Regions from separate parts of the Homo sapiens genome. Here region 2 is linked to region 1. Evidence: chromatin contacts called from ENCODE Hi-C or POLR2A ChIA-PET data. All regions are on one chromosome and are shown on one strand. The core of a region is the stretch at or near the end of the contact, and the rest is flanking DNA. Distances in the headings are between cores, read along the strand shown.

Evidence for each region. Hi-C counts contacts between places; a loop is a spot of excess contacts on that map. ChIA-PET counts read pairs that join two places held with the same protein, here RNA polymerase II (POLR2A). Pooled maps may share reads with other maps.
Region 2: a loop to region 1 is called in a pooled map, with 1.9 times the contacts of the local background. The contact joins the enhancer-like site here to the promoter of PIGH in region 1. A Hi-C loop is called at or near these places in 4 of 50 pooled maps. POLR2A ChIA-PET finds 5 or more read pairs at or near these places in 3 of 52 experiments (BJ, HEK293 and WTC11).

The regions. Positions count from the first base shown.
Region 1 is chr14:67,599,018-67,601,544 of GRCh38, reverse strand. It overlaps PIGH (phosphatidylinositol glycan anchor biosynthesis class H), which reads left to right and starts at 1,277. Exons shown (of 4, transcript NM_004569.5): 1 at 1,277-1,521. The coding sequence starts at 1,342. It also overlaps a transcript of GPHN not described here. RefSeq lists an enhancer at 1,280-1,599.
Region 2 is chr14:67,764,351-67,766,877 of GRCh38, reverse strand. ZFYVE26 (zinc finger FYVE-type containing 26) reads left to right here. Exons shown (of 42, transcript NM_015346.4): 32 at 431-651. Among named protein-coding and RNA genes, the nearest start is that of ZFYVE26, 51 kb to the left of the region's middle. Within about 2 kb of position 1,262, at least 6 of the 41 ENCODE cell types and tissues checked have a DNase peak (open chromatin) inside an H3K27ac peak, as active enhancers do.

The DNA.
Region 1 (2,527 bases), core at 28-2,527:
ATTACTCATGAGTTTAGTAATTTTATTATCCATTTCTTCTGCATCTCCCGCTCCTGCTTAATTCCCAGCCAGGTCTTGCCTGTCTACCACGGTCCAAGCAGTCATTTGGGAGACAGAACTCCCAGGCAGTGAAATCCAAACTCCTTACCAGACCCTACAAGACCCTCTTGGATCTGACCCCTACCTGCCTCCCCAGCTTCCAACTGTTTTCCCCACACACCAACCTTTCTCGCCTTTTGATTATTTCATTAAGCCAAGCTTGTTCCAACTTCGAGGGGTTTGCCTTTCCTGGTCTTTCTTTCTGGCAAATTCCTCCTCCAGAGCTCCTTCAGTCCTGTCTGGCTCGTCACCCTTGTAACTCAGTGTCCTCTTACTTAGAGACTTCGCCTGACTGCCCTATGTAAAGTCCTCAGTCCATCCCTGCCAGTCAGCATAGTATTGCCAACGATACTCTCTTATTTCCATATTGTCTCCTACTAGAAAGGAAGCTGCCCGAGGGCAGAGACTGTCATCAACATCGTTCACTGCTGCATCCTCAAGCACCTCAAACTACCCGGCACAGGAAAAGAGTAAGTGAAATGAATACCCGTGGGCTCTCCTTGCGGCTCACTCTGGCTTAGAGAAATCGGCTTGCCAAGCAAAAGCATGATTAAAACTGTGGGTTTGGGCTGGGTGCGGTGGCTCACGCCTGTAATCCCAGCACTTCGGGAGGCCGAGGCGGGCGAATCACCTGAGGTCAGGAGTTTGAGACCAACCTGGCCAACATGGTGAAACCTGTCTCTACTAAAAATACAAAAATCAGCAGGGCGTGGTGGCGCGCGCCTGTAATCCCAGCTACTCAGGAGGCTTAGGCAGGAGAATCGCTTGAACCCGGGGGAAGCAGGTTGCAGTGAGCCGACGTCGCGCCATTCCGTCTCAAAACAAAAACAAACTGTGGGTTTGTTTTGAGACAGGGTCTTGCTCTCTCGCACAGGCTAGAGAGCAGGGGCATGATCTCCGCTCACTGCAACCTCGACCTCCCAGGCTCAAGCGATCCTCCCGCCTTGGCCTCCCAGTGCTGGACTACAGGCCTGAGTCAACGCGCCCGGTCTAAAAACGATTTTAATCTTTCCACTTAACTATTGCCCCGACGAGGTTTTTTCGAAGACAGTCAAGGCCGGCCCGGAAGAACGCACAACCATCAGCCCCCAGCAGAGCTCTCGGCGCGCAACTGAGGCTGCGCAGGCTTAGGGCGGGGCGTGGTGACGCGGCTGCCGGAAGCGGGTCTGGAGCGGGCGAGACGGCCAGGGCCGGCGAGCGCAGTGCAGCGCCGCGCGGTGCGGGCGGCCGAGTGGGGGCGTCATGGAGGATGAGCGGAGCTTTTCGGATATCTGCGGCGGCCGCCTGGCGCTGCAGCGCCGCTACTACTCCCCGTCCTGCCGGGAATTCTGCCTCAGCTGCCCTCGGCTCTCGCTGCGTTCGCTCACCGCTGTCACCTGCACGGTGTGGCTGGCGGCCTACGGACTCTTCACCCTCTGCGAGGTAATGGCAAGTCGGCCCCTCCCCGCGCTCGAAGGAGGGGGTTCGGCTTTGGGAGGGTCTTTGGGGTCTTTGGTCGAGCCCGGACCTCTGGTCGGCCCCTCCTACAGTGATAGGACAGGAGGGCGGGAACTCACGGGTTCTGGGGACGATATTCCGCTGCTGGACAGCTCTTTAAATGACGTTTAGTGAAATGTGTGCTCCTGGATAGTACATTCCCCTTCCGTGGCTGTGCTCTGCTCCGTGGGTTCACTCAGCATACATCTAGTTCTTGCGCGACGGCCTAAAACTTTAACTGCCATGTGTTCTATGTAGTATAGGCGCGCAGTAATTTAATTCCAAGAGTTCAAGGAACTACTAAGTGGGTCTTCCTCGTCCATCCCTTCTGCTCCTCAAAGTAGTACTGCTAACAATACTTTACGTAGACTTCCACAAACTGTCTTTGCCTCCACAAGTGTGTGTGTTTATCTGTGTGTATAGATAGAGTGTTATAGTTCTTCCTAATCTCTGTTTTTCAAGGGAGTTTTTTAACCCTCCCTCCTCCCAAACCCTTCCCCAATTTCAAGTACTTTCTAAAGGTTTATGAAATTTTGGACGTGTGTGATAGCTGTGCTCAATTTCCAGATTCATTCCTGTTTTCTCTGAGCCTCAATTTTCTACATCTCTAAAATAGAATTCATGCCTGCCATACCAGCTTCATGATATTGTGAGGGTTAAATGCAGTAACTTTGTGACAGCTCTCAAATAAAAAGAATTATCCTAATTTTCAGGATAAGTTCTAGTTTCATATGTAGTGCCTGAATTGAATGTATTATCCCAGAAGTGATCTAATCAGAGCTAAGTACAGCAGGGCTATTTATTTTTGTAACTTGGATATTGTTTCCATTACTGCATCCATTCGCTTTTTTGCTGTCAAAGCGTGTTTCAGAGCATGGTAATTTAGCATAGAAATATGCAGAATTAAGACTGCCCTAATTGCAGGAAACTATCTAACTATCTAAACCGTATG
Region 2 (2,527 bases), core at 13-2,512, 170 kb before region 1:
AAATACAAAAATTAGCCGGGCATGGTGGCACAAAGCTGTGGTCCCCACTACTTGGGAGGCTGAGGTGGAAGGATTGCTTGAGCCTGGGAGGCAGAGGTTGCAGTGAGCCGAGATCGCACCAATGCACTCCAGCCTGGGCAACAGAGTGAGACCCTGTTTCAAAAAAATAAAGAAGTGGGTAAGAGGTGGACACAGTGCCCTTCTTCCCAGTAAAATGACATAACTTAAAAGCCAGAGTTTTGGCAGTGCTACTTAGAACATCTGAAATTTGTTTAGTTCCACTTCTGCTTTCTTGTAGAATCTGGTTCCTTCTTCCAGGGTCTTTCAGCCTTTTGAAAGGGGAAGGATAATTTCTGCCACCCAGCTGCCTTTGGAGAATGCTCTGGCCCCTGGACTCACCGTGTGTTCTCCCTTCTTCCACCCCGGCCAGGCCCCCAGCGCCTCCTTGTGCATTGCCATCCTGAATCTGCACCGGGACAGCATTGCCTGTGGTCACCAGCTGATTGAGCACTGCTGCAGGCTCTCCAAGGGCCTCACCAACCCAGAGGTGGATGCCGGGCTGCTCACGGACATCATGAAGCAGCTGCTGTTCAGCGCCAAGATGATGTTCGTCAAAGCCGGCCAGAGCCAAGACTTGGCTCTTTGTGACAGGTAGAGGGCAGTGGGTCTCTATTCTTTTACACAGGAGCAGTTTCTAGCCAGCTTCTTTTTCTGACCCCACTGTGATTTTTTTATCTCACCATCCTCTCTGACAAGACATGCTGAAAGATTTTTCATCTGTGTAATGTTGATGAAACGGTGTTGCCAGATCTCAAGTGTTCTTCCCCATCCTACCTGACACCCTGTGTCCTTTTCTTTTTCAGAGCAGACCCTCAAAGCAGAGTTTACTCTAGCTATACCAGTCAGAAAGAGAGTAAAGACTTTCATTAGTTGATTTGTCATTAAAGTCAATGTAGGGAACCACCTTTAGTCTCTGTGGGACTTTCTGGCTTTTAAAGAAAATGTGTCCTCCTTGAATGTCCAGTGATTAGCCTTGAACAAAACTCTACTCCAATCCTGACCAAATTCAAACTGTGACTTCAGTGAATTCTGGATAATAGATTTTAAAAAGCACTCTGGGAATTGGTCTATTCCTGTGTCCCAGGTAGGAACTGGGGTCATAAAGTAGAAGTGTGTATGGAAAAGGTATGATTAGACCTCCCTCAGGTTCCTGTACAACCGGTTTTGACTCCATCCATTAACCTGACAGTGACTCCTAATTCCCTGCTTATCCACTCAAATGTGTGACTCAGATTGTGTGTTCCCAGCACTCAGTCCTAACCAGATTTGGGAGAAGGGAGCATAATTTTCTCTGCGGTATCATTGCCTCCCTCAGACATTTGCTTGGAATACTTGCCTACAGACTCAGCAGCCAGCATGGAGCACAGCAAATCCCAGCTTCACGACTTCCTAGCTCTGTTAACCCCTCTAGGCCTCAGTCTCCTCCTCTATAAAATGGGGTAGTAATACTGATCTCATGGGGCTGTTACGAGGATAAAATGAGATCATCCATGTAAATGGTGAAGAACTAAGCCTGGTATATACTGTGTATTCCGAAAATGTTAGTAATTTTTATTATTTTTAGTAACAAAAACTAGAAGGTTGAGAAAAGCAGGAGGAGGTGAAACAAAGTAGAAGGAAGTGAAAAGGAACTAATCTGATTCCTTTATATCAAGAGGTAATAGATTCTACATCATTTTTCAAGTTGATAAATGAAGAAACAGATATGTGTTAAATTTTTGAAATAACCATGAAAAGAATAAAAAATCTACCTAATTATGAGAAAAGGATAGGAGGAGGAAAAAAAAGATGGAAAACAAAGGAAACATGAAAAAAGACTTAAGGCAAAAGTAAAAATATATTCAAATATATCTCAAGTATCAGTAATGTAAATGAAAAAAGGAAAAGATATTTAGATTGGGGAGAAAACAAACTTCACATCAAGTCCTGTATTTCCTTTAAAATGTAATACAGATGAAGGAAATATCCATTTTTAGGCTCAGGGCAGCAGAAAGTAAGGAAGTCCTCACTTTAATAGGATTCTCACCCACCCCAAGGTGTCTTGCGCGTCTTTGACAGTTTACAGCAATGGTTTCTATTTAAACAGCCTTTTCTCTGATCCTGCATTCAGACACGCCCACTCTAAGAATCTTTCCCTTTGCACCAGTTTGTTGATGGGAGTGGATTCATTGCTCACATGTGTCGCCATGCAAATCACTTACAAACTCTTGGATTTCAGAGTATTTTTCTAATGTTTTTAACTCATACCCCCTTCTGATAGACAAACAAATAAATAAATATAGGCTTAAAAACAAAACTCAGCTGGGTGCAGTGGCTCTTGTCTGTAATTCCAGCTACTCAAGAGGCTGAGGGAAGAGGATCCCGAGGCCAGGAGTTCGAGACCAGCCTGGGCAATGTAGTGAGACCCTGTCTCTAAAAACATAAAAATAAACTCACCACCTACTACAAATGTTTTCATTTCCCAAAT